2 separate regions of the Homo sapiens genome follow, and region 2 is linked to region 1. Evidence: read pairs that join two places in POLR2A ChIA-PET (ENCODE). Cell type or tissue: CD4-positive, alpha-beta T cell. All regions are shown on one strand. Links, peaks and the distances in the headings refer to the core of each region. The heading gives the core; the rest is flanking DNA.

Evidence for each region. Peaks named below come from ENCODE experiments on the same cell type or tissue, not always from the same donor. Only the 100,000 strongest peaks of a DNase experiment are listed, where the experiment ranks them.
Region 2: POLR2A ChIA-PET joins it to region 1 with 10 read pairs; 6 of 35 experiments call an interaction of 5 or more read pairs at or near these places.

What each region holds. Positions count from the first base shown.
Region 1 is chr9:109,053,733-109,070,335 of GRCh38, reverse strand. It overlaps TMEM245 (transmembrane protein 245), which reads left to right. Exons shown (of 18, transcript NM_032012.4): 10 at 5,769-5,859; 11 at 9,884-9,982; 12 at 13,014-13,145. Among named protein-coding and RNA genes, the nearest start is that of MIR32, 16 kb to the right of the region's middle. In CD4-positive, alpha-beta T cell, for the core only: no CTCF peak of the experiment used is centred there; no DNase peak of the experiment used is centred there.
Region 2 is chr9:109,173,338-109,189,940 of GRCh38, reverse strand. EPB41L4B (erythrocyte membrane protein band 4.1 like 4B) reads left to right here. Exons shown (of 26, transcript NM_019114.5): 23 at 4,336-4,452; 24 at 7,144-7,212; 25 at 13,245-13,390; 26 at 15,318-16,603. The coding sequence ends at 15,387. Among named protein-coding and RNA genes, the nearest start is that of FRRS1L, 14 kb to the right of the region's middle. RefSeq lists an enhancer at 3,925-4,424 and a silencer at 9,418-9,712. In CD4-positive, alpha-beta T cell, for the core only: no CTCF peak of the experiment used is centred there; a DNase peak (open chromatin) is centred at 8,440; H3K27me3 peaks cover 360 bases.

The sequences.
Region 1 (16,603 bases), core at 4,051-12,050:
AATTCCCCTGTTTACCTGTTGAGTTTGAGGTGACTGTTGTAAGTAGAGGCATCCAGTAGGCTGTTGACTATGTAGGTATGCGGTTCAGGAGAGATGGGGTGAAGTTAAAAAATGGGCAGTTGCTGTGTAAGTCCAGGAATCAGATGAGAGGTCTGGGTTGGATCTTGAGTTTTGAGAAGCATCAGCATAAAGAATGTATGTAAGGTACAGAGAGGATGTCTGGAGGTGCGCCCTGTGGATATCTTAAGCCTTTAAGGGTGAGCAAAAAACAATAGGTTCACAAAGGAAAATGAGAATGGGCTATGAGAAAGGTAAGAGGAAAACCAAGGAAAGAGAACGTTTTGAGACAGTAGTAGTGGTCAGCAATGTCAAATTGCTGCAGAAATTTTCTAAGAGTGAAATTGGGTTTAGCAGCTGCAAGAGCAGTTCATTTAATTGGTGTAGCAGAAGCCCATTAGATTGCAGTGTGATGAGAAATTATTGGGAACGAGGAACTAGAGAAAGCAGGTATAGACTGCTCTTTCCCAAGTTTGCCTATGGAACGTAGCTGGGAAGGAGGTATAGAGCAGTTTTGTTTAATTTTTTAAGATGGAGAAGCCTTGTTTGTATGCTCCAGGGAAAGAACTGGTAGAGTGGAAGGGGTTGTAAATATTAGGAGAGAGATAATTCTTAGTGCATTTCTCTGAGGATGAAGCATGAGATGAATCCATGGCACGAATGGAACAGCTGGGGAAAGCAGGTCAGAATGGATATGGATATAAATACTGTGAGTTCAGTGGAGCGGGGAAGGCGGGAAATTAGGGGCCATACATCTTTGAAGTAAGAAGTGAGGTCTTCTGTCCTCTGGCTCTTTGGATATAATACATTTTAAAAGGAGAATGGGAAAAAGGAGGAACCAACATGTATCAGGTATGGGATTTTAGGAAGGAGCCACCTGGGATCTAGGCAAGTGGATAGAGCCTTTCATAGGATGATAGACCTTCCAAATGTTGTCCTCTAGGGCTCAGCCTCAGCCCTCACATCCAGAGGGCTCCTTTTCTTTGGGTCATTCTTCTGTACTGGAAGTCAATGCAGAGCCCTTTTGTACCGGTTTTGAATAGTAGCAGCATTCTCTCTGCAACTGTATCAAAGGCACACAATCTGAGCAGCCCCAGATCAGGTAGTAGAAGAAAGGTTTGTCTTTTGTTTGAAATTTTGAAGTAATAATTATAGATTCACAGGGAGTTGCAAAGACATATACAGGGAAGACCCATATACTCTTCACCCCATCCCCTCCAGTGTTGTCATCTTGCATAACTATAGTACAATAAAACCAGGAAATTGGCATTGCTATAATACACTGACCTTCAGATTTCATCCTCTATGTAGCTTCATGTCAGCTATCAACACACTCAGTACATAACTGTTACATTGCAGGCTTCCTCATGCCACCCCTTAACAGCCACACCCATCCTCTACCCTTTCCTTCAATATTTCCCTAACTCTTAGCAACCACTGATCAGTTCTCCATAGCTATAAAATCATTTTGAGAATAATACGTAAATCCAGTCATGGAGCATGCAGCCTTTTGAGATTGGCTTTTTGTTGCTTAGCATAATTCTCTTGAAGCTCATCCAAGATGTTGTAGGTATCAAGTTTGTTCTTTTTTATTGCCAATTAATGTTCCATTTAGGAAGGTTTTTGTTTTTGTTTTTGTTTTGACACAGAGTCTCACTCTAACCCAGGCTGGAGTGCAGTGGTGTGATCTTGGCTCAGTGCAACCTTCACCTCCTGGGTTCAAGCGATTCCTGTGCCTCCCAAGTAGCCGGAATTACAGTCATGTACGCACTACCATGCCTGGCTAAGTTTTTTGTTTTTAGTAAGAGAGGGTTTTACCATGTTGGCCAGGCTGGTCTTTGAACTCCTGACCTCAAGTGATCCACCCGCTTTGGCCTCCCAAAAGGAAGGCCTTTTTTTTTTTTTTTTTGAGATGGTGTCTTGCTCTGTCGCCCAGGCTGGAGTGCAGTGGCGCGATCTTGGCTCAATGCAAGCTCCGTCTCCCAGGTGCACGCCATTCTCCTGCCTCAGCCTCCCGAGTAGCTGGGACTACAGGCACCTGCCACCACGCCCGGCTAATTTTTTTTTGTATTTTTAGTAGAGATAGGGTTTCACCGTGTTAGCCAGGATGGTCTCGATCTCCTGATGTCATGATCCACCTGCCTCGGCCTACCAAAGTGCTGGGATTACAGACTTGAGTGACCGCGTCCGGCCAAGGAAGGCTTTTTGAAGTTGCTTAGACTTTGGTGATTCATAGAAGGTCTGATTCTTTTTCAGCAGATAGGTGGGGATGGGATTGGAAATAGTAGGGGTCGGCATGAAATAATGATAATGGTTTCCTGCATCTCTCAGTACTCAGTGGATTCTGTCAGCAGGAGGGCAGTTGACCTTGTAGGGGATTCATGTAGATACTCCTAGTGGAGAAGATACAGTTAAGAATAAGTCCAGATGTCCTTTCTTCCAACTTGGTGTGGTTTTATATGGCCCATGTAGTCCCTTGACTTCTGCTGGATGTGCCTCGTAAGCTGGTGGGTAAATTAGACAGATTAGGATCATCTTAGTGGAGCTCTAAAGAAAATAATGATGTTATACATACTGATTCTTGTCTTCGGCAGTTGTTAGTCGGGAGCTCATTTTCTGCTTTCTCCTGACTTGTCTCAAGCCTGTTGATTCCTGTGCCTCAGGACCCTCATTAGGAGATGGCACTGAAATGGTTCTCAGTTGCACTTATCCCTTCGCTTACTTGGGAGAAACCCAGTAGGCTAAACTAAGTTGTTTTTAATCAGGGTTGTTCTCTTGGTAGGTAGTAGGTGATAGAGATTAACCTTTACCCAGGAAGGTGAAGGCAGACCAGTCTAAACTGTAGGGCATTGGTTTCTGCTGAGGGATCCCTCTTGAGTGAGTAGGGGAGTTAGTGATAGGCTGAGGCAGTGAATCTCCAAGGAAGGAGCTCAGTTCAGGGGCTGTAGAGGTGTAAGGCCGGAGTACAGCCCAGCTAAGGCAGCTCCTGTGTTTCTGGCCCCATGTCTCTTGAGGGAGGCTGGGACTGAGCCAGTACCTCTACCTTGTCCCCAAAACAGCTCCTCTCATTTGTTGCTCTTAGGAAACCTGTGTGAGTACATTGGGAAAGTGTTTTCATAGTGGCCAATAAGACGTTTTCCCAGGCCCAATAGACATTTGTGAATCATTAAGGATCTGTCCAGATACCTCTATGAATCTTCACACTTTTTTTTTTTTTTTTTTGAGATGGAGTCTTGCCCTTGCCGCCCAGGCTGGAATGCAATGGCATGATCTCGGCTCACTGCAACCTCTGCCTCCTGGGTTCAAGCAATTGTCCTTCCTCAGCCTCCCAAGTAGCTGGGACTACAGGCGCACACCAACACACCTGGCTAATTTTTTCATTTTTAGTAGAGACGGGGTTTCACCATGTTGGCCAGGCTGGTCACAAACTACTGACCTCAGGTGATCCACCCGCCTCGGCCTCTCAAAGTGCTGGGATTACAGGCGTGAGCCACCATGCCCTGCCCATCTTCACACTTTTGAATAACACTACAGGAGAGTGTTATCATTATAATATATAATATCAATATAATACCAATATATCAATATAATATCAATTATAAGTTACCATATAATTGAAAATATTTAGCAGTCCCTTCAAGCCACTGATGAATGTATAAAAGAGTAATTTAAAAGCTACTTAATTTCTCCCGAATCACATTTCAGTTTAGTGACCCAGATTTCCTGTTTATATGCTTATACTGTAAATTATTATATTTGTGTCTCTAAACGTTTGAAATTTTGTCTTACTTGCTGAGAAATTTTTTTTTTTTTTTTTTTTTTTTTTGAGACAGTCTTGCTCTTTTGCCCAGGCTGGAGGGTAGTGGTATGATCTTGGCTCATTGCAACGTCTGCCTCCTGGGCTCAAGTGATTCCTGTGCCTCAGGCTCCTGAGTAGCTGGGACTACAGTTTTGTGCAACCATGCCCAGCTAATTTTTGTATTTTTTAGTAGAGACGGGGTTTTGCCTTGTTGGCCAGGCTGGTCTTGAACTCTTGGCCTCAAGTAATCTGCCTGCCTTGGCCTCCCAAAGTGCTGGGATTACAGGCATGAGCCAGCGTGCTGGCCTTGCTGAGAAATGTTTGAGTGGACTGAGGCATTTGCCAAGAAGTTTCACAGATACTTTATTTGGAGTGTGGGACAAACTGGTTAATACTTAAGATTCAACCCACTACTGGTTTAATAGTCTACTTTTTAATTTATTCAAAAGATCTCTTATTTTTTTCTGGTTAAAGACCACTTTCCTAGGCACCATGACTTTGTGGCTGTCAGTGGCAACTGACTTTCTCTTTATGACCATCTTTCTCATACACAGCACATAAAGTTGCTGTGAGTTGAGGATGTTGCACATTTGACTTTACCTAATTGACCCTTTTGTGTTAGGTTTGTAGGATGTGTCATTTTGGGGCCTCAGGAAAGTAAATGACTAGCTTCTGCTTGCCTTCACCTTTTGGCTTCACTCTGGAATAGTTGAAATGAGGACTGTTAAATTTGTGAATGTCAACATCTCCAGCGTATATTATTAAGAGGAACAATTTAGATAATACGTGAACATATTTTCTCTTGTGGAAAACATTAGGATTGTGTAAAGGATTCTTGATTAAGGTGTATGGTACAGCCTGCTTAGTCAACAGAAGAATGAGGAGGCCACCTCTCACTGCACAACAAGTAAAGCTGTGGGCTATAGTTCCTTGCATAGTTGGAACTTTGCTCAGGAATTCTATCTTTAAAAGATCTTCAGTAGATAACCAACTTGAGGATAATGATTCACCTTCTTCATTTCCTGCATTCTTTCTGATTTCTTCACTTCCTTAGATTAGTGATTCTCAAACTGTAGCATGCCATCAGTATCACCTGCAGGGTTTGTTAAGGTACAGATTGCTGGGCCCTAGTCGTGTTCCTTTTTCAGTAGATCTAGGTTTGGGCCCCCAATTTTTCATTTCTAACAGGTTTCCAAAAAGTTCTGATGCTGCTGGTTTGTGGACCACACTTTGAGAACCCTGTCCCAGATGTTGAATATCCCAGTCTCCCAGAACCATTTTCTTTGGTGCTGAATAAGGCAGGTGACTCAGGACATGTGAACAGAGAAACCAGGCAGAGTAGAATGAAAGGGAGGTTGTGGGGAAAGTGGGTCTAAAAGCTAAGGAAACATTGAGGCCTGGTGCCATGGCTCATGCCTGTAATCCCAGAACTTTGGGAGGCTGAGGCAGGTGGATCACTTGAGATCAGGAGTTTGAGACCAGTCTGACTAACATGGTGAAACCCTATCTCTACTAAAATACAAAATTAGCCAGGCGTGGTGACGTGCCTATGATCTCAGCTACTTGGGAGGCTGAGGCAGGAGAATCACTTGAACCCAGGAGGTGGAAGTCGCAGGGTTGCACCGAGCCGAGATCGTGCCATTGCACTCCAGCCTGGGCAAGAAGAGTGAAACTCCATCTCAAAAATAAAATAAAATAAATAAAAGCTAAGGAAAGATTGAAAGGACATCCTGAATGTTAGAGACTTAGGACAGTTAAGCCTGGAAGTCCTGCTCATGATGCTTTGGTATCTGTGTATTGGTGAATGATCAACAGTCTGTCTGTTATGGATTAAGCATATCAAGTTCAAAGCATTATTGGTACACTACACAGAAAGTGTACTTTTTTCATTTTTTTCTTTGTTTTACATTAGTTGGCTTCCTGAGGCTCAGGTAGTCCAAAGAGCCCTGAATTCTGCGGCTAACAACGTGTATCAGTATGGACGAGAATGGATAACTCACAAGGTAAGGGAAGAAACTTTCTTTGTGGCTTTCTCTTTTCAGGGTCTTTACTGGTGGTTGCTTGTTGCTTTGATAAAACATAAGTAGAAATGCTATTCACAGCAGTAAATAGGCTTAAATAAACAGGTAAGCAACATACAATGAAATCTTTTGAAAGATCACATTGAATAGGGGTAGTACCCTGAACAATCTGAGAGGTTGGTCATGTACTTTTTCAAGATAGATGTGATTCATTACTTGTGAGTTAGGACAGAATGATCACTTGGTTTGGGTAGTCAAATAAGGCTTTGTAGAGAAAAAGGTATTAATGCATATTAAATCTTATTGTCTGCTGATAACTGTCTTTGGCAGTTTCCAGTTATTTTCATTTAATATTTGTTTTTTTTTCTTTTACTGTTTCTAAGAAGCCTGCAGTATGAATTATTTTGCCTGCTTTGCAGATGAGGAAACAAGACTCAGCAAGGCTGAGTCAGTTCCCAGTGGTCGTGTAGTAAATTGCAGAGCTTGGTTTGAAACTGAAGCTTAACTTCAAATCCTTTGTTTCTACTGTAGCATGCTCGCAGTGTGTGCCCAGAACTGGATTAAGTGCTTTTGATGTGGCACTTGAGATAAACCTTGAAGGAATGGCAGATCAAGGAAGAGTGGATTTTAAGAAGGGTATTTGTGTGAGCCAAGATGCAGAGACAGGAGTGTGCTTGAAGAGATGATTGAGATGCTGAGACAGGAGTGTGCTTGAGGAAATGATCTTGACTGAAGTGGAGGGAGCTTTGTGAAGGGGAAATGAATGATAGAGGAAAGGCAGCACAGTTAAGGATTAGATTCCACCATATGGATTTGGGATATTCTTTCCCTCCCTAGTTTTGCCTGTAGGAATAAAGGTAATTTGCACTTTTAGTATACTGAAATAATTAGGATTATGTAAGAATCGACAGGATTTGTTGCAGTAAGACTTGTGCCTAGAAAAATATATTAGTATGTGATTCCATATTGAAAATTCAAAAACAAAATCTAAAAAAATAATATAATGGAAGATACGCTGTATACACATATATGGAATCAGGCTGGCCGTGGTGGCTCACGCCTATAATCCAAGCACTTTGGGAGGCCAAGGCAGGCGGCGGATCATGGGGTCAAGAGTTCGAGACCAGCCTGACCAACATGGTGAAACCTGGTCTCTACTAAAAATACAAAAGTTAGCCAGGCGTGGTTGCGCACGCCTGTAATCCGAGCTACTCAGGAGGCTGAGGCAGGAGAATCACTTGAACTCGGGAGGCAGAGGTTGCAGTGAGCCGAGATCATGCCACTGCACTCTACTCTCAGAGACGGAGAAACTCCATCTCAAAAAAAAGAAAAAAAAATTAGATGAGCTTGTTTACCTCAAATTAGATGGCTCTCAAATGATGTTCTGACTATGCTTCATGCTTGGTTGCCTCTCATATGCAGAGGCATATCAGGCACCACCAACAGTACTTGTGTTTCAGTGATGTGTAGTTTTTTTTTTCTTTTTGTGGAGAGGGAGTCTTGCTCTGTTGCCCAGGCTGGAGTGCAGTGGCGTGATCTCAGCTCACTGCAACTTCCACCTCCTAGGCTCAAGTGATCCTACCACTTCAGCCTCCTGAGTAGCTGGAACTACAGGCATGCACCACCATGCCCTGCCAATTTTTCTGTTTTTATAGAGACGTGGTTTCACCATGTTGCCCAGGCTGGTCTCGAACTCCTGTGCTTACGCAATCCTTCCACCATGGCCTCCCAAAGTGCTATGATTACAAGGCATGAGCCACGATGCCTGGCCAAATGGCTTTATTATATTGAATATTTAGTTTTCAGTTTATGAATAAATCAAATATAAAGGAACAAATATGAACAGATACGTTTGCATTGAATATGTCTAGTAACTGGTTCACATATCTGTAAGGCCAGCATCAAATAGGCAAAGAGTAAGGAAATAGATGTTGTAAACTAACGTGGGAAAATGGTCACTCCTTTCATTAATAAAGAAGAAAATAATAAATAATGGCTACATTTCACACCTGTTAAATTCCCTAAAAATTTTCCAGTTAGTTCATAAGGCTTTGAGGAAATTGGGTCATTTATGTAATTTTAGAAAGCATTAATTGGTATATTTCTTATTATAGAAGTCAGTTTACCAATGCATAGCAAGAGCCATTAAAATGCTCATTTTCGGCTGGGTGTGGTGGCTCATGCCTGTAATCCCAGCACTTTGGGAGGCCGAGTCAGGAGGATCACTTGAGCCCAGACCAGCTTGGGCAACATAGTGAGACCTTGTCTCTACAAAAAATAAGAAAATTAGCTCTGTCTGGTGTCAGTGCGCCTGTGATCCCAGCTACTTGGCTGTCTTAGGTGGCAGGATCGCTTGAGTCTGGGAGGTCCAGGCTTCAGTGAGCCATGATCATGCCACTGCACTCCGGCCTGGGTGACAGAGTGAGACCCTGTCTCAAAAAAAACAAAACAAAAACTCATTTTATTTGGTTGCAGTACATTTATTTATGTCACAAGTAACCCTGCAATGAACATCCATATATATCCTTAAAAACTATGTAAAAGGATGTTCATTGCAGTGTTACTCATGACACTAAAAATTAGGATTCATGGGTGGGCGTGGTGGCTCATGCCTGTAATCCCAGCACTTGTGGAGGCTGAGGTGGGCAGATCACTTGAGGTTAGGAGTTCAAGACCAGCCTGGCCAACATGGTGAAACCCCATCTCTACTAAAAATACAAAAATTAACTGGGTGTGGGGGCGCACACCTGTAATCCCAGCTACTCAGGAGGCTGAGACAGGAGAATTGCTCGAACCTGGGAGGCAGAGGTTGCAATGAGAGTCGAGATCGCGCCACTGCACTTCAGCCTGGGTGACAGAGCAAGACTCTATCTCAAAAAAAAAGAAGGATTTATTGTATATCCTTAGAGTGGGTAATGATCAGCTAATACCAGAACGTAATGAATTAATATAAAAGTATTAAAGATGAAGGTTAGTGATGAAGGCTAAAGATTGAATGTTTATAATGAAGTAGAAAAAATTCTAAATTGTCTCTATGTAAATAGGCAGAAAGTTGCAGAGGAAATAGAAAAATGGAAACAATTGTATTAAGGAAGTGGGCCTACAAACTTCTAGAAATTCTTTGGGTTTTTGTTTTTTTTTCTGAGACCAGGTCTTACTCTGTTACTCAGGCTGGAGCATGTTGGCGTGATCACGGCTCACTGCAGCCTCAACCTCCTGGACTCAGGTGATCCTCTCATCTCAGTCTCCTGAGTAGCTGGGACTGCAGGCATGCGCCACCACACTTGGTAATTTTTTTGTATTTTTGTAAAGATGGGGTTTCGCCATGTTGCTCAGGCTGATCTCAAACTCCTGGGTTCAAGCGATCTGCCCACCTCAGCCTCTGAAAGTGTGAAAATTGTTTTTTATATTATAATATGGTTTTAATAATAACTAAGTGGGACAACATTTTATAATGATAGCCTTCCTCTAAGTTACGTTGTCTCAGTGTACTTGATTTCCACAAACCCGGGGCCAGTCTGATCAATTGTAAATGAGACCGGACATCTCTCAGCATGCAAATAGAGGAAGGATTCGTGTTTATAGCCAACATCCTAAAATTTTACTTAAAATTCTGTGGTAATTCTTAATAATAGAGATAAATGTAACATGAGACATATGTATAATGGAAGGTCACTGGGATTACAGGGGAAAGATTTTTCTCTGGACAGGTAAGATCAGATAAGTCAGCAATCATGGCTTCATTTGCACCATTCTCTGATAGCGTGAGGTAGCTCTCTTAGAGACCTAAGAATAGAGCAAAGAAAATAGAAGCAAAAACATGAGAAAGGAAATTTACTGGGAATACTCAGGAGTAGATTTAAGGAAAGAACGTAATATGGCTAGAGATAAATAGTCTGGAACATTTTTGTTTGCTTTGGAACAAATGTAAATACCCAGCATATATTAATTTTACTCTGTTGTTGCCTGAAATATTGTACCACGTCGTATCTGTGTTTTTTTCTAGCTCCATAAAATTCTAGGAGATAAGGTGAACAATACTGCTGTAATTGAAAAGCAAGTACTAGAACTTTGGGACAGACTGTATCACTCTTGGTTTGTAAAGGTAAGTTATTTTAGCTAAAGTTTCCTGTTGTAAACTAATAAAGTCCTTTTATTGACTCATCAACTAGATAGGATTATATTCACAGTGGGATTTCATTCATGGAAATTTCAAAACAGCAAAACCTTAAGCCTCAGGTCACTAAAAGTCAGTGTGAGTTGATGGTTAGTCTCCATGGCAGAACCTGCCTATCTCTCTGGTGCGTCAGTATTCCATCCTCAGTCTGTTGTCACGGACATCTCATCCCCTAGACTAGCTCTGTGCGGGAGAAGTGTAATGCAAGCCACATAAGGTAATGTTAAATTTTCTAATACTTATACTAAACGAATTTTACCTGTTTTAGTTTTTTAGTGATATTTTATTTAACCCAATATGCCCCAAATACTATTATTTTAATATATAATCATTAGAAAAAATTTAATAAGATATTTTATATCATTTTTTTTCCATATGTCTTTGAAATCTAGCATGCATTTTATACCAGCAGCACATCTCAGTTTTTGAGCTAGCCATATTTTAAGTGCTCAGTAGCCACATGTGGCTAGCTCCTACTGGCTACTGTTTTAGACAGTACAACTGTAGGCATTAATAACTTTTCTTTGAGAAAGTGAAACTGAATCTAAACGCTTAGAGATCTTTTATTTTTTATTATTATTTATTTATTTATTTTTTGAGACAGGGTCTCGCTCTGTCACCCAGACTGGAGTGCAGTGGTGTGATCTTGGCTTACTATAACATACTCCGTCTCTTGGGCTCGAGTGATCCTCCTGCCTCAGCCTCCTGAGTAGCTGGGATTACAGGTGCATGCCACCATGCCTGGTGAATTTTTTTGTATTTTTTGTAGAGACAGGGTTTTGCCATGTTGTCCAGACCATCCTATACACTGGATCTGGCAGGGCCTGTGGGCTAGCAGGAGCCGTGCTGTGTATAGAGTGGATAGAGTTGGTGGTGATGATTCTCAGAGTTCATGTAAGGAGAGCAAGTATATATGTAAGTCTCTTAATGTAGGGTGGAGGGGGAGGAGGGCTGATTTTAAATTTGAATTTGTTGCTTAGTGACTTGTTTGGGATTATGTACTCTTGCTTTGGGATGAGTTGAAGGAAGATTGTTAGTTTTTATAGATTTCAAAGACTTGGGAAAAAATATTCAGGGAATATCTAGGTGAGTATCATAGATTTGATCCCATCTGCTGAAAAACCAGATAATTAGAAAGGTATATCTATTTCTTTTGCTAACTCTGGGGCTTCTGCTTACAAATAGCTTTTATTACCCCTCACACCTCCTGAGCTTTATTTTATAGTAGAGGAAGGTCAGTGTTTCATAAGCATAGGTTTGTTAAGTGGTTAAGTACAATTGTCCCCCAGTATCATGGGTGATCGGTCCTAAGACACCCCTCTGGTACCAAAATCCAGGGATGCTCCAGTTCTTTGTACAAAATTGGCATATTTGTTGTCTGGGCCTGGTGGCTCATGTCTGTAATCCTGGCTATTTGGGAGGCTGAAGTGGGAGGATCACATGAGGCTGGGAGCTTCAGACCAGCCTGGGCAACATAGTGAGACCCCATCTCTACAAAAAATTAGCTGGGTGTGGTGGTGTGCGCCTGTAGTCCTAGCTACTCGGGGAGACTGAGGCGGGAGGATCACTGAAGCTCAGGAATTGGAGGCTGCAGTGAGCTATGACTGCACCATTGCACTCCAGTGCAGCCTGGTGACAGGGCAAGCAAGACGCTGTCTCTAAAAAAAGAAGACAACATTCCTACCATCATGCTTGTCTAATTTTTAAATTTTTATAAAGATAGGATCTCACTATGTTGCCTGGGTTGGTCTTGAACGGCTAGGCTCAAGTGATCCTCTCGCCTCAGCCTCCCAAAGTGGTAGGATTACAGATGAGAGCCATTTTACCTGGCCCTTATCTCTTTCAAATTTAGTTATTCTCATATCTCTGCCAATGTCTTCCAGATAGATAAATTCTATTTACTGCCTTACGTTTGCTTGTTATATTCTTCTGTCCTCATTTTCCTTACCTTGTATGGTAAATTAAAAAGAAAAATGAGGGCTGGGCGTGGTGGCTCACGCCTGTAATCCTAGCACTTTGGGAGGCTGAGGCGGGCGGATCACGAGATCAGGAGATCAAGACTATCCTGGCTAACACAGTGAAACCCCGTCTCTACTAAAAATACAAAAAAAAAATTAGCCAGGCGTTGTGGCAGGCGCCCGTAGTCACAGCTACTCGGGAGGCTGAGGCAGGAGAATGGCATGAACCTGGGAGGCGGAGTTTGCAGTGAGCCGAAATCGCACCACTGCACTCTAGCCTGGGTGATAGAGCAAGACCCCGTCCCAAAAAAAAAAAAATGAGGAAAGGAGGAAAAAGCAAAGATGGGAAATCAAGAGAAAGGTGGAGGGCCTAAAAACTAAAAAAAAAAAAAAAAAAAGAAAGTAAATGCTGTTTAGTGTGTTGTAGATACTGAGAAATAAGATGTCTTTGCAAATGTATTTAGGAGGGAAGCACTGGAGCGAGACTTAGACAAGGTACCTAGAATATAAACAAAAGAATTTTATATTTCAGGTCTTTAAATGGAGTTCGTAGCTGATTTCTTTTTTCTTTTTTAGACAGAGTCTTGCTCTGTCACCCAGGCTGGAGTGCCGTGGTACATTCTTGGCTCACTGCAACCTCCGCCTCCTGGATTCAAGCAATTCTCTTGCCTCAGCCTCCTGAGTAGCTGGGATTACAGGCACGTGCCACCACGCCTGGCTAATTTTTGTATTTTTAGTAGAGATGGGGTTTCACCATGTTGGTCAGGGTGGTCTCAAACTCCTGACCTTGTGATCCACCTGCCTCGGCCTCCCAAAGTGCTGGGATTACAGACATGAGCCACCGCACCCGGCCTTAGCTGATTTCTTAAATAATGCAAAGTTCTTTTCCTTGGAGTACTTACTGAAGTGATGAAGGGGACCTGAAGCAAAATGTGACATTTATACTTTCTGTTCTTTAGATTAAGATGGGAATTTCATGTCTGCACTGTTTTATTCCATAGAATGTAACACACTCTGGAAGGCACAAAGGACAGAAGTTGCATGTCAGTCGTCAGAATAGCTGGCTGGGAGACATTCTGGACTGGCAGGATATTGTTTCCTTTGTTCACGAGAACATTGAGACATTTCTTTCGGTAAGAAATAGCATTTATAGTTAAGCTGAAGTTCAAAATAAAAACAAACTGTAATTCCAAGTTTTCTTCATACACTTTGAGGCCTCATCTATCCTGTTTTTAACATCATGACATTTACATATTTGAGAACTCTAAATGCACTAGGATGATGTTCAAAAGCCATAGGCTTCAGGTGTCACTCCCTTGGTATTTCCCCTGTGGTTGTAGAGTAACTGAGAGATGACCAGGATGTCTCCAGCTGGACTACTGGAGAGGCACCTGCCTTTGTGTTGTGCGAAGACCCTTGACCAGATGGAAATATGGTTCCAGTTACATTGGAGGGATGGGATGTGTTGAATGCTTAGCTTGTCACCTTCCCACCTAACCTCCTACCATGCATCATCACCTCTGCAGTCTGCAGCATTCCTAAGTGCTAACTACTGCTCCTCCTCATTCCATACCATATTTTGTATGGTGTCTTGCATGTAGAATTTCACAGAGGGCAGTTTTCTTGTGCATAAACTTGTGACTTTCATCAAGTGAACAAAAATTGAGGTTTGCCGTGCTAAACTTTTTAAAATTAATTAATTTTTTTTTGAGACGGAGTTCATTCTGTTGCCTAGGCTGGAGTGCAGTAGTGTGATCTCAGTTTACTGCAATTTCCACCTCCCGGGTTCAAGCGATTCTCCTACCTCAGCCTCCTAAGTAGCTGGGATTACGGGCATGCCCCACCACACCCAGCTAATTTTTTTTTTTTTTTTTTTTTTTTTTGCATTTTTAGTAGATATGGGGTTTCTCCATGTTGGCCCAAGCTGGTCTTGAACTCCTGACCTCAAGTGATCTGCCTGCCTCGGCCTCCCAAAGTGCTGGGATTATAGGCATGAGCCATCACACCTGGCCTAAATTTAATTTTTATCAAAGTAATACATGACCATAACTGAAAAGGCAGCAACGCTAAAAGATTTTAATAAACAGCAGTGCCCTGCTGTATGCCTCCCAATTTCCCATCTTTTCTTTACAAACAACTGCCAATTCTTTTAGCTTTCCCTGGGTATTTACCTCTGAATTTCTAAAATAATGTTTATGCTACTCTCTTTGTTTTGCAGTTTTAGATGTTATCTTTTGGCTTCCTAATGTGGAAGATGAAGTGCTGTTAATCAGATATTGGGCCTTTAACATGGATTCCTTAATTTTGAAAGCCTCTTTTCTGTTTTCTGTCTCTTTGTTTTCTTTTTCTCCTGAGAAATAGCTTCAACTTGCCTTTGAAACAGTGATTGAGGCCGGGCGTGGTGGCTTATGCCTGTAATCCCAGCACTTTGGGAGGCCGAGGCGGGTGGATCACCTGAGGTTGGGAGTTTGAGATCAGCCTAACCAACATGGAGAAACCCCGTCTCTACTAAAAATACAAAATTAGCTGGGCATGGTGGCGCATGCCTGTAATCCCAGATACTCGGGAGGCTGAGGCAGGAGAATCGCTTGAATCTGGGAGGCGGAGGGTGCGGTGAGCTGAGATTGCGCCACTGAGCTCCAGCCTGGGTAACAAGAGCGAAACTCCATCTTAAAAAAAAAAAAAAGAAAAAAAGAAACCGTGATTGAAATTTTCATTTCTGCTATCATACTTGCAATATCCAATAGCTCTTTTTTCTGAACCATCCTTTTTTACTTATTTGAGAATATTACTAATAAAATATTTAAAATGACTTCTGCTCTCTCTTTGCTCTGAGTTTCTTTAAAGTTTGTTTTGCTTTCTCTTTTGTTACCTGTCTGGTGATCCTTGGCAGTGTGTTCCTTTTTAAGAGTGCAACACTAAAAGCAGCTGGAAGGTCCCTGCCAGGTCAGCCTGTAGAAAAGCCCATTAGCAGGTTCCACCCAGTATCCTGGACCTTCCAGTTGGCTCTTTAATGCCAGTGCATACACAAAATAGTGTATCATCTAATAATACCTTTGAATGTTTGCTTTCCCCAAAAATTCAGGTGTGTTAACTAAAAGTTATTGAATCCCTTTTTGTTTTGTTTTGTTTTGTGACTGTAGTCGTTGAACTTAAAAGTGTCTGTTATTGATGAATGAAGTGACAGTGTTGAATCATATTAAGATAGATGATAAAGAAACATGATTAAATTTTATAAATTCTTACGGAAAGAGAAGAGGCAGTTTTTGAAACTAAAATAACAGTTTTGCCATGTAATCCCTCAAAAAGAAAAGTACAATTTCTGTATCCCTAAACACATTTAAATATTGAGTAATGAACAGTTCAGGGAACAGATGATTAGTAGTTTTTGTATGAAATGTTTTGTGTCAAATATTGTGCTAGGTGCTTACTAATTTCCAATTTAATTCTCCCAGTGATTCTGCAAAAGTAGTATAGTTGCCTTCATTTTAATAACAAAAAAACAGGCTCACAGGTGTTAAATAGTTTGCACGGTAAATAACAGTTGATATTCAAAGTCAGTTCATCTTTCCTTGGCTCCAGAGGCCAGACTTTTTATATAATGTTGTATTATCTTTCAAACTGTATTTCATCCTCTAGAGAACTCAACATTTCTTAGTCTCATACCTTTATATTTTTATTTGCTTTGTCAGTTTTTTTTTGTTTTTTGGATATTGTTGTAAATAGGTGGCTTAGGGCCAGTCTCGTTCATGAAATCTTCCCAGTGTATTTCAGAATACATTGAGGTTTCTCTACATTCAGACTCCTTTTGCATTTATTGTTTTCACCCTTTTGATACCTGAACATATTTTACCTTCTTTTTCAATTTTTGACACTTTAGTGTTTGTACCCAATCTTCTGGACTAGATTGTAAGTTTTTGGAGGTAGAAGGAATCTCATATATCACTACCTTAGAATTTAGTATGGTGTTAGGTCCTCAATTAAACTAATTAAGAGAAGCACATTAGGCTGTAGTGCAGTAGTTTGACTGTGGCTTACTGCATCCTTGACCTCCTGGGCTCAAGCCATCCTTCTGCTTCATCCTCCTCCTTCTTCCTCCTGAGTAGCTGGGACTACAGGCATACACCACCACACCCAGCTGATTTTTAAATTTTTTGCAGAGATGGGGTCTTGCTATGTTGCACGGGCTGGTCTTGAGCTCCTGAGCTCAAGCTGTTCTTTCACCTCGGCCTCCCAAAGTGCTGGGATTACAGGCATGAGCCACCATGCCCAGCCAATAATTATTGTTGTATTTAGAAATACAGTGGCTGTGTTGAAATGGCGTTTTGAGGTCACGTGACTCATGTCCCTTCCTTTAAAGATAAGAAAGATTGGAACTAGAGAAGATAGCAGAGCTCATGTGGTCCATTGTCTCCAGGCTCCCTCCCAAGTCTCTGAGGCAGACAGAGGTGGCTCAGTTCTGCCAGGAGAGACATTTTTCCTTATTTAGACCTCTGCATTCCTGCAATGTCCTCTTCCTCCTTTGTTTTTCTAAACTGTTGCGTTTGAATCTCCTTCACCGGCTCCATAGAAGGTGGGCTGATGGCTCTTA
Region 2 (16,603 bases), core at 4,611-12,610, 120 kb before region 1:
AGAAAAGAAAAAGCTGGGCATGGTGGTATTATTCCTGTAATCCCAGCACTCTGGAAGGCCAAGGCGGGTGGATCACCTGAGGTCAGGAGTTCAAGACCAGCCTGGCCAACATGGTGAAACCCCATCTCTGCTAATAATACAAAAATTAGCTGGGCATGGTGGCACACATCTGTAGTCCCAGCTACTTGGGAGGCTGAGGCAGGAGAATCGCTTGACCCCCAGAGGCAGAGGTTGCAGTGAGCCGAGATCGCGCCATTGCATTCCAGCCTGGGCAACAAGAGTGAAACTCCGTCTCCAAAAAAAATAAATAAATAAAAAGAAAAAGAACTAGCATAAGCCTTTCACTTTTATCACTCTTGATACTTGTGGCCGGTCTCTGTGTAGAGTGGTTTTCAAAGAAGCACAGTCCAAAGAGCCCAGATTAATAAAAAGTTTCAATCTGGAACAGGCATCTCTCAAAAAATCATTAAAGAATATTACATTAACACCTCCTGTAACACATCTTGATCTCTTTTTGCCTTTTCTTTTATTCTCTTACATTCCTGCTTGACTCCAGGGACTTTCATTCCCAAACTCTCCACAAAGAAACACTCTTTCCAACTTCGCTTTTGTAGGTTTCTTCCCCCTCCTTTTCCCAAACCTTTTCCTCTCTAATCCCCAACTCTTTTATTAGGTAGCTCAATTTAGCAATCTTAAGCTTTAGAACTTTTGCAGCTTCACGTCTTTCCATTTCCGATTCTGTATCAGAGTTCGTAATCAGATCTGAATTTCTGCCTGGGTTGCAAGAGGTGGAATACGTGGGTGAGAAGGGAAGGAGGCAAGTGAGTCAAGACAGCACCTGCTCTCCAGTTGGTATTTTCTTTAGGATGTGAATGTGAGCAGGTGCTTGGGGGCATTGGCGTTGACTGAGCGAGGGGAGTTGGGGGAGGGTACATTGATGCATTAGTGATGTTCACCCTAGAATGCGGAGTCCTGCACGCTACTCCAAGTCTACCGTGCTAGCTTCCCTCCCCAGGTAACACAGACCATGAATACCTGTGCTTTCTGTGTTCTTTACGCTTTCTCTTTGGGGCTCGTCCCTCTCTGATCCCCATGCTTCATGAACCACTTACCCAACTGCAAAGCAGAGCCAATTAACACCCAGATCCCTTCTGGGCCATGACATGTTAGTCAAAAGTTCATGTGTCTGGAAGGACAGGGCCCTGGCCAGAGGAAGGCTGTGTAGGGCATTGGAACAGGCCCTGGGTTAGGTGTTAGAAGGGAGTTTCCATCTGGTGCAATAACTTACTTTTATTTTGAACTTAATTATACCAGCAGGGCTGAAGCTGAATCTCAAATTAAATTAGGGTACCCCTTCTGTGATTTTGGCTGTGTTCCCTAGGGCACAGGGAGGTGGAGAGAAATCTATTTAGTCCATGATGTCATCTGTTCACTGATACATCTAGGCCTCTCTTTGGTTCTTTCGTGGCTGTTTTGGGTGGGTGGAGATCACTCTCCTGCCAGGATGTGTGACTCTCTACCTGTTGGACAACATTCTGTTTGGAGGCCACCCTGTCCTGGGGCCTGCCATCTCCTCAGCTCTACCTGAGGGGGTTGGCAGGGCTGGTTCTTGCTGCTCTTCAGTCCCTGCTTCCCAGCCTCAGTGTCTGGAGAAAGTTGCACAGGGCCCCTTTGCTCGGTACTCACTAAAGTCTACTCCTCCTCCCTTTCCCTCTGACTTTTCTCTCCAATGGTCAAACTAGCCATCTCTTTTCCTATCTGGATGATGAAGAAGCCTTACACATTTTCATCATCATGTATCTATGCAGAGAATCTTTCTGTTTCCCCGAGAGTCAGATTTTGAACTCAAAAGCCAAGCATGTACAGATGAATGTAGCTGCTTGCCTGCAGAAAAGACCCAAGGAAGAAAGGAAATACTAGGAGAAAAAAATTAAGTGGTATTCCAAAATAGCCTTTGATTCCATGTGTTATCTTATTTCCTTCTCACGTAACAACAGTCTGGAGCGTGGGAGCCCCAGGATGTTCTTTTGTTTCAATCCAATCAGATGTATATTGAGAAAGGTCAGAAAGGCTTGTGCGGTGGATCAACACTTCTTTACCACGAAAGTCAAATGCTGGACCATCCCTTAAGGCGCTCATTATGTTCTTCAGTTGGTGGCCAGGACACATTTTGGCTTCTAGGCAGTGTGGCCATGTTTCTTGGTCATTTGTGCCAGCTTTTATTTTCTTCAAAAAATACCCATTGCGTGCCTGCTATCATCAGAGAAGAAAAGACCCAGTGGCCTGGGTCCCCTGTTGTAGTTGTTTCTGGTTGGAGTATGGATGCCCTGGGGCAGTAGTGGGAACTGTTCCTGAGGGTAGCAGGGAGACATATTTCTGCAGGATATACCCTGAGGTCCATAGAGAGCAGCAGGAGGGTTTTAAGTAGTCTGGTAAAAGTTAACTGCAGGTGACTCAGATGGATTCACTTGACTAAAAACTAGATTTAGAAACAGTCAACAAAATGAACCATGGACTAAGACTTTGCAAATGCAATTTCTACATCTCCCAAATTTGAATAGTAAAACAGGCCATCGTGAAGACCATTGTGAGATAATAGTTGTAAAAAGCCCTTTGGAAATTGTCCAGGACTGCACAATTGTAAAGAGGACAGAGATAGATCACTTTGGAGACGGAAAAGAGGCTGGCAATTTTCTTGATCATTTTTCTATGAAACTTACCCAGGGGCTGTGTTTTATTCTTCACAGCAGGATGATATCAACTATTTAAGGAAACTCTCTTGAGATAAAAGACGTGTATATTTGTTCTCTGGAGCAAATGGTCCCTCCCTGAAACCCAAAATAACCCTGTCCGTGGTTCCCTCTCCTAACATCAAGCATCCTCTGTCCTCCAACCTCATCCTCACCAGTACAAGCTGTTGGACCTCTGCTGGGCGCATGGTGCTATTCAAGGATAAGGTGGAGAACCCTGCGTATCCCAAAGGATGTGGCACTTTTTTCACAATGTTTGGTATTTTCCAGCTAAGTAGCAGGGTGTCCCAGTGTCAAACGAGATGCCACGGCTGGGCCCATGCATCTCGTCATGGGTCAGGGTCAGTTTGTTTTCTGAACACAGATAACAAAGAGCCAAGACATATGAAATCCTCAACTATATGTTACAGCTGGGCACAATGGATCATGCCTGTAATCCCAGTACTTTGGGAGGCCGAGGAGGTGGGGAATCTCTTGAGGCTGGGAGTTCAAGACCAGCCTGGGCAACATAGTGGGACCTCGCCTCTATAAAAAAGAAAAATTAAAATATTAGCCAGGCATGGTGGCACATATCTGTAGTCCCAGCTACTCAGGAGGCTGAGGCAGGAGGATTGCTTGAGCCCAGGATTTTAAGGCTGCCATGAGCTGTGATCACACGACTGCACTCCAGCCTGGGTGACAGAGCAAGACCCTGTCTCTTAAAAAATATGGCATGGTAGCTCACACTTGTAATCCCAACACTTTGGGAGGCCGAGGCGGGTGGATCACTTGAGGTCAGGAGTTTGAGACCAGCCTGGCCAACATGGTGAAACCCTGTCTCCATTAAAATTACAAAATTAGCTGGGCATGGTGGTGCATACCTGTAGTCCCAGCTACTTTGGGGGCTGAGGCAGGAGAATCACTTGAACCTGAGAGGCAAAGGTTGCAGTGAGCTGAGATCATGACACTGCACTCCAACCTGGGTGACAGAGCGAGTCTCAAAAAAAAAAAAGGGAAATGAAACGATATGTTTCTCCCCATGATATATTTCTTTCCTGGTGCCCTCTGTTGATATCCACTCACTGACATACCACAGTGTGTGCCCTTGTTCAGCAGAGTGCAGGAGGGCACTGAGCATGGAAGGCAAATGCTTCAAGTGTGTGGCCACTCCTCACTTCCTCCATGGCTCACATCACTAAGTCATCCTGGCTATCTTTCTGGCTTGGCCTGGGCAATGCTTCAGAACCCTCAACCGCGTGCCAAGAAGCCACTACCTGTCCTGTGCAGTTGGCACAGGAGATAGCCTCTACCTACCAGGCCTGGGAATGGGGTCTTGGTATGTCATCTGCTCAGATGATGGAGACAACAGATGAAAGACAGAAAGGAGAAAAGAAGGCTGAGAGAGAGGGTGGGGGGTGGGACCAGAAGCCAGTTGGCCAGAGCCTGGAAGTAGGCTGTGGGTGAGGCTGGCTTGAGAACAGTCTGGAGTTGCCAGATCTGTCTTGCACTGTGCTGTCTTTCTCTCCTTTCCCTTCCCCTACCTCCTCTTCCTCCTCCCCTTCTCTTGCCACCTCCTCCTCCCCTTCTCTCCTCTCCTCGTGAGCAGGCAGAGCCCGCCAGCAACCCCCACTGTGCCCACTCTCGCTGTTCTCCTCCACTCTCTCTCCCCATGAAGGAAGAGACCACTGGAGTTTGCATGTACCCTCCAATCAAAACGAGGCTGGTAGGTACCCTGGCAGGGAGAGGGGCCTGGCCAGGAGAGGTGAGGTGGGCAGGAGCCACCAGGCGAGGTGGAAGCCTGGGTGGGCGTGCAGAAGCCCCAGATCTCGGGCAGAGCCCATCGACAGGTGCCCTCACTCCAGATGGATGGAGGATTTGGAGTCCAGCTGGCCCTGGTCAGTTTGGAACATGCAGCTATGGAGCCCACTTCGCCTCTAGGTCTCAAGAATCAAGAAGAGTTTGTTTTCCTAGAATTTTGATGAGCATAGATGCTTTCCCCAGAGAGAAATATATGCTTTGGTACTCACCAGACGGACTCTTATGTTGCATTTCTATTGAAAATAAAACTTCTTTAAACTTGTCTTCTTCTGCTATTTATCAAGCTAATGATGTAATAGGAGTGCTACCTGACAATGTGAACAAAATTACCTGTCATCCCAATTTAGCATGATTTTTTGTCATTTTTACATATTTCCTTCTATTTATTCATATCATTCATAATTTTACATAGTTAAATCATAGTAACCATATTCTCTCCTGTTTTCCTCTTTTCACTTAATGCTGCTATGTTGTTTCTAGCTTGTTCTTGTTACCACATTATATGACTATTTGTATTTCATCAAGTGAATGGTCTACCATTTATCTAACACATTCTTTACTACAGGATGTGCGCTTTGTTCGCAGTTTGTCATTATTTGGGAGAACACATATAGCTTTTTGCATCAGGAATTTTATTTTCTTAGGCTATACCCTGCTGGATTAAACATGGTGACTTTGGCTTTTGCCCCCTTTCTAAAGTGGTTGTGCTAACAGATAGTGCCATCAGAAGAGAGTGACTTTGCTTTTCTCCACAGCCTTAGCAACACAGAGTGTAATTGTTGAAATCTATTTTTCTAATTTACAGCAGGTATAAAATAATTCTTTGAGATTGCTAACTTTCACCTTTCTTTCATAGCAATAATAAACCACTTTCTGGCAGGGCACAGTGGCTCACGCCTGTAATCCCAGCACTTTGGGAGGCTGAGGCAGGCAGATCACCTGAGGTCAGGAGTTTGAGTCCAGCCTGGCCAACATGTAAAACCCCAACTCTATTAAAAATACAAAAGTTAGCTGGGCATCGTGGCACGTGCCTGTAATCCCAGCTACTCAGAAGGCTGAGGCAAGAGAATCATTTGAACCTGGGGGGCGGAGGTTGCAGTGAGCTGAGATTGCGCCACTGCACTCCAGCCTGGGTGACAGAGTGAGACTCCGTCTCAAAAAATAAATAAATAAACCACTTTCCCTTTCTGCTTCATGATGATCTGAGAGTCTTATCTGTCTGTTACTTTCTGCTAGGATATTGGTCTCAGAGCACCATGCTGACTCAATAGGCAACAAGAGGAGAATGTACCCCAAGACTTCACCCCAAGGGTCCTTCTCTCACCTGAGTCAAAAAGGCAATTTCAGGCCTATTCTGGCAATTTTGAGATGTGTAAAGAGACCAAAGAAATTTGGGGGAAGGGGAGCAGGCTTGGGCTGGACATCTCAGTACACGTGGCAAGGATATTGTCATCCCCACATGGGGGAGACTTGCTTTACCCATTTGGGAAAGCTTGGCTGATTTGGGTCTGAGCTAATGTGTTCTTACTCATCCCTGCCTCACCCTCCCATTGGAGCCACTGAAGAGCATTGAGTAGCTATCCCAGTGTCCACAGGCAAGACCTCGAGACACACAAAGCCTGCTGCCCCTGGGCAGTGGTGGCCTTGGTGTCTTGCCTGCAGCCCTCTGCTGGCGGGTGGTATGGTATGCATTCACCAGCAGGTGTGCAGACAGTTTCTGTCCCCCAGGAATGTGCACAAAGCTGGTGTCAGAGTCATCTGGTTCCTGGGCCTGATGACGTACCCTAGGCCAGCTTGAAAAAATAAGCCCTTCCATTTCCCAAGTTCTCCAGGAGGCCAAAGACAAAATGACCAAAGAGAAAGACATGGAAGTCAAGAGTCTTTTTCACCACCACTACCTGATCAGCTGTTCGTCTGGCCTTTTTCAGACTAGCTCAGTACTACAGGTACTCCCAGCACTGGGCATCTTTGTGCATCAAGCCATCTGTTCCCAAAGGCCGTGGGGGCAGGATTCTCCCATGCTTCCACGGGTTTCCCTGAGGTCTCCCTCTACTGGCCAAAGCGTACAGGGAGTCCAGTAACTGAAGTGATTAGACAGGGAATACTTTCTAGCTTAATTAGCCCAGCCGCCTTGTACCCTGCCTGCTGTAAGAGACCGTGTCCCAGGATGTGACCTCTCAGCAGCCTCTAGGCCATTCCCACAGCTATGGAGAAGTCATCAGAAGCCACCTCAGGCAACTCTGACTCCCTCATTATCCACCTTGATTGTGGCTTTTTATGAGTCAGGCCTGGAAAGCCAAGCAGATCCCGCTGAAGGCAGCTCCAGGGGGAGGCAAGTGTGGGGGCGCTCTAGGAACACGAGACTCCAGGCTGTCATCCCTGCTGAGGCCCGTCCTGCAGTCCAACTCCAGGCACAGATACAACCACCAGCTCACACTCCTGAGGGACCCTTTGTATGTGCCCTTACACGAGTGATGAAGGCTCTGCGGGGGCACCCCTGAATCCTTTGGTTCCATTTTAAAGGTGCGCTGCCAAAGATTGCAAAACTTTGTTTTCTAATCTGAAGGTAACCCCCTTGTCTTTCTCTCTTTTGAAGATAAAAACATTCCCGGTTGATACAATGAACCCGTTTCCTGATACTTTCACCACAGGGCCACAGTTTACTGTAAGTAGATCCAGAAAACAGATGTGCATTTTAAACCCTTGTTCCCATGCGGTGTGCTTTTCTGCGGGATGCCAGACAGCAAGGTCAACCGCTTCTTTTGATCACCGTTGAACTCTGTGAGGTTGGGAAGAAACTTGGATTTGCAGTCTGCCTCTATTTTATTGATGTGACATTGACATAAAATTAACCATTTTAAAGTGACAATTCAGTGACAGTACATTCACAGTGTTGTGCAGTGACCACTTCTATCAGTTCCAATACATTTTTATTGCGTCCTCCAAAAACCTCACACCCATTAAGCAGTTCCTCCTCATTTTCCCTTTGTTCCTACCTGCTGGCAACCACCAGTCTGCATTCTGTGTCTGTGGATTTACCTAGTCTGGATATCTCATATAAATCAATTGTATCATATGTGACCTTTTGTGACTGGCCTCTTTCACTTAGCATAATGTATTTGAGGTTCATCCACGCATGTATCAATACTTCATTTCTTTTTTTGTTTGTTTGTTTGTTTTTGAGACGGATTGAGATCTGTTCTACTGCCAAGGCTGGAGTGCAGTGGCACGATCTCGGCTCACTTCAACCTCCACCTCCCAGGTTCAAGTGTTTCTCCTGCGTCGGCCTCCTGAGTAGCTAGGATTACAGCTGCTTGCCACCACGCCTGGCTAATTTTTGTATTTTTAGTAGAGGTGGGGTTTCATTACGTTCGCCAGGCTGGTCTCCAACTCCTGACCTCAGGTGATCCACCTGCCTCAGCCTCCCAAAGTGTTGGGATTACAGGCGTGAGCCACCATGCCCAGCCTCATTTCTTTTTATGATGGAATATTATTCCATTGTATCTATATACTGCAATTTGTTTATCCACTCATTTATTGGGGGTTTTGGGATTGTTTTCACCTTTTGGCTATTGTGAATAGTGCTGCTATGCATATGTGTGTACATGTATCTGTTTGAACACCTGTTTTCAATTCTTTTGGGTTGGATCTTGATAATGGTGTGGTCTTAGGTAGGTCACTTTACTACCCTGACCACCAGCAGCTTTTTCTTTTTTGCTTTTAGAGATGAGGTCTCACTATGTTGCCTAGGCTGGTCTCGAACTCCTGGGCTCAAGTGATCCTCATACCTTGGCCTCCCAATGTGCTGAGATTACAGGCATGAGCCACCATGCCTGCCCCCTCTTCTTACTTAAGGTGAAAGTAGTAGTAAGAATATCCTCCTCATATCCTGTTGGGGCAAGGATCAAAAGGGACCAAGAATTTGAAAGTGTTTTACCAACCACAAAACATCCCACACCTGTCAGTTATGATTGTTGTTTCTCAAGGCTGGAGAGGCAGGGTGCTGTGATGAACAAGAACCAGTCACCCTGACAACAGACTTCTTGTCACCACCTCTCTGGGTGTCACTGGGCAGCTTATTTATTCTGCCAAGGCTAGGCACAGTGGCTCATGCCTGTAATCCCAGCACTTTAGGAGGCTGAGGTGGGAGGATCGCTTGAGACCAGAAGTTCGAGATCAACCTGGGCAACATAGAGAGACCCTGTCCCTACAAAATAATAATAATAATAAATTAGCTGCCTGTAGTCCCAGTTACCCAGGAGGCTGAGGCGGGAGGATCTCTGGAGCCCAGGAGGCTGACGCTGCAGTGATCTATGACTGCACCACTGGATTCCAGCCTGGGCAACAGAGTGAGACCCTGTCTTGATTTTTTAAAAAATTCTGCCAAATGTTTAAATCCTGTAGTTTCCTCATCTACAAAGAGAGAGTTTGATAATGTTCATGCTTCTTTTCAGGGCTCAACTCATTCTTTAAATGAAAGCTTCTGCAGAAGCTCACTGTATAATGAGCAATTAGATGGAGCAGAAGTGAGGAATCTGGGGTCCACACCTCCTTCCTCTCACTCTGTCCTCCTCCCGGGAACCAGAGCTTGCAATTTCTATGATCCCTGAAGCTCCTTCCGAAGGGTTTTTGTGCCATCTGGAGGATCTGTGAGGTGGGCTGTGGGTGGCTAAAGGTAGCTCTAAGTGCAGTCTTACGAGATGGATGATGGCCACTACCCAACATGGCTTCAGCCACACAGGGAGGGAGAGAGCAGTGGCTGATTCAAGTTTCAGAGGATGAGCAGAGGTGGGAAGGTGTCCAGCAGGGCAGGCGGAGGGAAAAACAGGTTCCTAGAACAGTCCATTTCTAGGGTCATGAGCTGCTTCCAGCATCTGCCTTTTAAGAATGAGAGGGCAGAGACATGGGGCTCTGCCAGAATGTTAGATGCTCTTTCCCTGACACTCGTCCTGGCTCCCTGCAGTCTTGCTGGACACAGCTCCCCAGCTGGAAGCTCCGGCTCCACCTCCCTTGGTTGGCCATAGTGGGGCACTCTGGCCTTCTGCCCAGCCTTGGCAGTGCTGTGAGACACTCAGGGAAGCCCTTCCCGAAAGCTGGGGGCCAAGATGGAGCAGGAAGCCAATGGCAGAAACCATGCTGGGACTTTTAAGAACTGAGCAAGAGTGGCTCGAAGACAGCTGGAGCAGCAGAGGGAACAGCATGAGCCAGACCCCCAGGGCGGGCGGGGTCATCACACATTCAAGGGACTGAAAAACAGGCCAGTGGGACTGGGATGCGGAAAGCAAGCAGGGCTGGGTGAGAGAGGAGGAAGGGGATGTAGGTGGTGATAAAACTGGAGGGGCACAACCATGTTGGCCTTGTAGGCCACAGTAGGGATTCTGATCTCCATCCTACGAGCAACAGGAAATCTTTGAGGGACTTTGAGCAGGGCAGTGACAGGGCAGATGCACTTGGAAGGGATCCCTGTGATCACAGTGGGAGGACAGTGGCATCCAGGCAGAGTGGATTCAGGACAGTAGCCTGGAAACGCAGGACAGTGGCTTAAGGGAGAGAGAGCAGAAAGCTTGACCCACAGTGGTTTTGCTGGTGGAGGTGGACAGAAGTGCACAGATAGGGAAGATATTTAGGAGGCTGGTAAGATTCAGGATTAGATGAGGCAGAGAGAGGGTCAGAAATGGTTCCCATATTTCTGATTTGCAGAATGTGGATGGACAGTGGGTCCATTCACTGAGATAAAGAAACTTGGAAAAAGACTTGGTTGGGAGAGATGAGTTTGCCTTTGGCCATGATGGATTAGAAATGCCTTTGAAACATCCAGGTGGACACAATGAATGGGCAGTTGGAAATCCAAGTCTGTAACTCAAGAGAGTGGACTAGACTGGAAACAATGACTAGGGAGGCAGTGACAGGTAGATGGTAACAGAAGCCAAGCTCATGGGCTTCAGCTTCTCAATTTTCTCACCCCTGTGTGTAGTGTTCTCATCTCCTTCCTGCCAAGATCATGACACTTGAACTTTCTGCAGGTTTGGCCTCTCCACAGGCCTCCAGACCTATCCTGGCGACAGTGACAGGGGTTGTTTAGCAGCGCTGGGAAGCTCTGCACAAAGTTGGTCTGGCAGTCGATCTAGCATTGATGGAGCTGGGTTTCAACAGCTGGGCTCTTGCTTGATCCCAAAACCAGTTTCTACTTTGTATTCAGGTGTATTAACTGGGTCTCTGCTCATACTCAGCCGAGTATGTTGGTCCATCTAGGGTGGGGAGCCCTGCCTGGCTCTGGCCAGATTTCTGCTCTACATGCTTCTTTCTAATCTGGCTCTGTCCTTCTGTTACCTGCTTTGTTCCAGTGGAAGCTTGTTCATTCATTCACTCATTCATTTCCTCATTCAACAAATATTAAAAAACAGATACTTAGGGTTGAGATTTAATAATGTAATTTTTACTGCTTCTTCAAGGTCATTCTTTAGTGAAACTGGCTTTTTTTTTTTTTTTTTACTTGAAGTATATGGCAATCAAGAACACAATGACTACTAGTACAGTTTGGTGCCACTACCTCAATTCATGCCAAGGCCCTGCCCCATTTACTTACTATCACCTTTGCACCATCAGTGCAAATTTTCCTCTTTTTTCAGAAAGAATAAAAAATGGCATCAAAGGCTGGGTGCAGTAGCTCATGCCTGTAATCCCAGCACTTTGGGAAGCCAAGGTAGGTGGATTACCTGAGATCAGGAGTTCGAGACCAGCCTGGCCAACATGGTGAAACCCCATCTCTACTAAAAAAAACCCCAGTTATGGTGTCAGCTAGCCCTTGTTCTGAATACTGTTCTTAACACTTACACTTACTAATACAAAAATTAGCTGAGTGCGGTGGCAGGCACCTGTAACCCCAGCTACTCAGGAGGCTGAGGCAGGAGAATCACTTGAACCTGGGAGGCAGAGGTTGCAGTGAGCTAAGATTGTGGCCTCCAGCCTGGGCAACAGAGCAAAACTCCAACTCAAAAAAAAAAAAAAGAAGATACTGCTCATTTGATGATCAGAGTGTCTTCTTTAGAAACTCATGTAATAAGTTTCTCCAAGGTCAGGGCCAAGAACTAGCATGAAAAATCTAGTTATAAAATATATAGCTGGTATTATCAAAAATATAAAACAAACAAAAACTATGCATTGAAAAAATACTAAATGGCCAAGCATGGTGGCTCACACCTATAATCCCAGCACTTTGGGAGGCTAAAGTGGGAGGATCACTTGAAACCAGGAGTTTGAGACCAGCCTGGGCAACATAGTGAGACTGTTTCCACGAAAGATTAAAAAAATTATCCAGGCATGGCACGCACCTGTAGTGACAGCTACTTGAGAATCTTAGGCAGAAGGATCACCTGAGCCCAGGAGGTTGAGGCTGCAGCGAGCTCTCATTGTGCCAACTGCACTCCAGCCTGGGCAACAGAGTGAGACTCTGTCGAAAGAAAGAAAGAGAGAGAGAAAGAGAGGAAGAGAGAGAGAACCTGTGAGGAAATATACTGATGGCAACAGTAAGGAATTATGGAATTTCTTCATTGATCTACTTTTTTTTTTTTTTGAGACAGAGTCTCGCTCTGTGCCCAGGCTGGAGTGCAGTGGCGCAACCTCGGCTCATTGCAAACTCCGCCCCCAGGTTCAAGCGATTCTCCTGCCTCAGCCTCCTGAGTAGCTGGGATTACAGGCGTGCGCCAGCGTGCCCGGCTGATTTTTTGTATTTTTAGTAGAGATGGGGTTTTGCCATGTTGGCCAGGCTGGTCTTGAGCTCCTGACCTCAGGTGATCCACCCACCTCGACCTCCCAAAGTGTTGGGATTACAGGTGTGAGCCACCGTGCCCGGCCTGATCTACTTTTATATATCTTCTAAGCTTTCTATATACAAGTAAACAGAATAGTTTGCTATATAATGAAAATGACAAGAATATATTATCCTCTCCAAATGAGACAGTATACTCTAGACCAGTAGTTCTGAAGCTTTATTGTAATTCCTCCAGAAGAATCACCTGGAGGTCTTGTTGAAACACGTATTGTTGGACTTCATCCCCAGGCATTCTTGGGTCCCAGTGGTCTTGGGTGAGGCCTGAGAATTTGCATTTTTACCAAGTTTTAAGATAATGCTGATGCTGCTAGTCTGGGGCCCATACTTTGGGAACCACTGCTACAGTAATGAAAAACCCCAGTTATGGTGTCAGCTAGCCCTGGTTCTCAGTACTGTTCTTAACACTTACTAACTGTGTGACCTTGGGCAGATTACTTAACCTCTCTGAGCCTCACTTTCCCCCATAAAATCAGTTTTAAAATATACATTTGTTTTCACCTTTTAACATTTCCCGATATCAGAATGTTTACTACTGGGCATGACAAAGTTTGATAGTGGGCATGACAAAGTTTAAATGGCTACATGTTTCTTTCTGATTGGCAAATGCAAAAATGGTGCATCTTACAACTGATGGTGCCTAAGATGTGAGGAAATATAATCGCTACCTTAAAGGGTTGTCAAGAGTTAATATGTGTCAAGTACTTAGCATGGTGTCTGGCACAAAGTAAAATCACTTAAAATGACAATCGATTTTAGCTGGTAGTGAAAAGGAACAGGAACTGTAGAGTAAGGCTTAGGGAGCAACTGACAGTGTGAAAATGGAACCCAAATTGAGATTGATCTCCTCTTTCCTGTTTCTTCTCCAGGCAGACTTCAGAGACAGTAAATTACAGTGCTGTCCTGGCCCGACTTCCCCGCTGATCCCAGCAGCGACCCTGAGGCCTTTGACAGAGACCGTCTCCACAGTGCAGACCATTTACACCACCCGGAAACCTGTTTCTCTGGCAGCCAGGTAGGTCAGGTCAGCAGGTTCCGACAGGTAATTCTGGTGACAGGGAAACCAGGGAGACTCTAGGTTCATTGTGTTTGTGACACGTACAGGCCTTTCCTACATTCTTTCATTTATTCTGTAAGTATTTATTGAAATGTCTATAAAGGGGCCAGGTGCGGTGGCTCTCATCTGTAATCCCAGCACAAGGGAGGATCCCTTGAAGTCAGGAGTTCAAGACCAGCCTGGCTAACATGGTGAAACCCCATCTCTACTAAAATTAGCCAGGCGTGGTGGTGCACACCTGTAATTCCAGCTACTTGGGAGGCTGAGGCAGGAGAATCACTTGAACCCAGTAGGTGGAGGTTTCAGTGAGCTGAGATTGCACCACTGCACTCCAGCCTGGGCAACAGAGTGAGACTTTGCCTCAAAAAAAAAAAAATGTTTACAAGGGTAGGCTGTTAGAGGAGATAGACAACAAATGAGTGTGTGTGTGTGTGTGTGTGTGTGTGTGTGTGTGTGTGCGTGTGTGTGATATTGACAAGGGATAGGGAGGAAAATGAAATTGTGAATGGCAATAAGGTATCCTGGGATGGCCTCAATGAGGTGGCATTTAAGCAGAGCCCTGAAAAGGGCTATAGAGAAAGCTGCAGATACCTGGGAGGAGTACTGCGCAGAGCAACCAGCCAGTGCTAAGGCTCCTGAGGAAGCATGTGCCTGACATGGTTACGGAAGTTTAAGGGGCCAGCGTGGCCAGAGCAGAGTGAATGACAATAGAGGAGGCCTGTGAAGTTGTGGGTTAAGGCCAGACTGCGTAGGGCCTTGTTGGCTACAGTAGAAACTTTGTTTTCTACCCTGAATGAAATTATTAAACTTGGTTAGTGCCTTTAAAGATGTGTATTTTGCCAGGCATGGTGGCTCGTGCCTGTCATCCCAGCTACTCAGGAGGCAGAGGTGGGAGGATCAGTTGAGGCCAGGAGTTCAGGAGTTCAAGTCCAGCCTGGGCAACATAGCAAGGCCCCATCTCTAACTAAAAACAATGAAAAGATGTGTATTTACTCTGTGTGTGTGTGTGTGTGTGTGTGTGTGTGTGTGTGTGTGTGTGTTTAAACAGTGGAGACAGGTTACATAGATATGCAACTGGACCTGAGGTCCAAAAAGTCAGAGGCAACTTCTCAAAACAGCCAATTTTACTTCATTCAATTTGATTCATTAAAATATAATTAATTATTTGTTACAACATTCCCTCAGATATTCATCAAATGAAAGCCTGGGAGAAAATGCACATGAAACCAATTTAAAGCATGATTTAAATAAATCTAACCCCTGGACATCTTCATTCAAAAGTCTTTACTGAGGGCCGGGCTTGGTGGCTCATGCCTGTAATCCTAGCACTTTGGGAGGTCGAGGCAAGTGGATTGCCTGAGCTCAGGAGTTCGAGACCAGCCTGGGCAACACGGTGAAACCCCGTCTCTACTAAAATACAAAAAATTAGCTTGGCATGGTGGCACGTGCCTGTAATCCCAGCTATGCTGGAGGCTGAGACAGAAGAATCGCTTGAACCTGGGAGGTGGAGGTTGCAGTGAGCCAAGATCACGCCACTGTACTCCAGCCTGGGTGACAGAGTGAGACTCCATCTCAAAAAAAAAAAAAAAAAAAAAACACTTTACTGAGTGGCTGCCATGCACCAGATACTGCGCAAGGCTCTGGAGGTTTAGAGATGAATGACATATAGTCAGCCAGGAACTCTCAGCATGGTGGGACTGAGAAACCAGTAAGTAGCCAATTTCAGATCACTGAAATGCTAGCAAATGTAGATAGTCCTCAAGGAGTCTAAAAAAGAAAGTCCAACACTGAGATCAGGAAAGAACCTGGGAGATGATACTTAAGCTGTCTGCTTCTGCAATTTTTGAGGGATTGTCTCACTATTTTGTCACATACTTTTTTTTAGTGCAGAGACACTCCGGCAGGAACTGGAGAGAGAGAAGATGATGAAAAGACTGTTGATGACCGAACTGTGAAATTCTCCCCTTGTCACCTGGAAGATGGCATGGTGCCTTCTGTCCGTCTTCTTTCTTCGGGCTTTGTGTGCTCACTCTAGCACAGCATACAAGTGTGTGCTCTGTTCGCCCAGGTCTCCATGGTTAGTTGAAGCCAATTTCTGGCTTGACTTTTATGGGAAAAGTTATTTTATGTCTCCTAAGCATTAGAGTTTTTCTATTACTCTATGTAGTTGAGACAGGATTTGATAAGTCTAGGAAAAGAAAGATGGGAAAACGGGATTCCTTTTCAGAAGTACCTGTGTGTATCTGTTAATAACCACAGGGGTTAATATGATGTAGGATCTTTTACTATCAATTTCAACCATTTGATTTTGTATGATTGAAACTTGCACCGAGCTTTGACTGTTTGTTAAAGAGTCATTTTTAATGAAAGAATAATTCTTTATTGCTGGTTTTTCATTTACACTGATAAATACACAGATCTTATAAAGTCTTTAACATTCATTTGTATTCAGATGTGAGTAGAAGAACTAAAAAAAGAAAGTTACATATCACTATGACTGAAGGTACTTCAGCTTAATCTGAAATATAATTTAACTTGTGAACTCCTTGGATATGATATTATTTGGAATAAACAGAATTTATCATTGAACCCAAAGTAGGAAATGATAGCTTACATTGTCTAAAAATCCTTACAAGGTTAAGATGATTCAATATCAAGAAGATTCAGAAAATTATTTCTAAAGTTGATCGATTCATGTCGTATTGATAGAATCTTGACCAGAAGAAATTTTGCTCTTTTTATATAGTTTCAAGAAATGTGTTTTTAAATTTTTATTAATGCACTTGAACAACTTTGCAGGAATAAAGCAACCCCCTAACCACAAAATATCCCTCTAAATTAGTTCCCTAGCTTTCTCAATGAATACACACATATTTTTACATAGCTATGATCGTTGTGTACATTCTCCTTTGTTTTACTTCTCGGCCTAACACTTGTCTCCTCTTGTCAACACAGATTCTACTCTCACCAATTTAAATGTCTTTATATCCATGTAACATGGGTAACCTCACTTCACCCCATTATTAGATATTTGAGTTATATCTAATTTTTCACTCTTATAAATAGTGCTGCTATGAATGTCTGTAAAAAAAAAAAACTGCTCCTTCTTTTGGATTATTCCCTTAGGAATATCTCCAAAGAGGGATTACAAGGTCAAAGAGCATGAAGTAT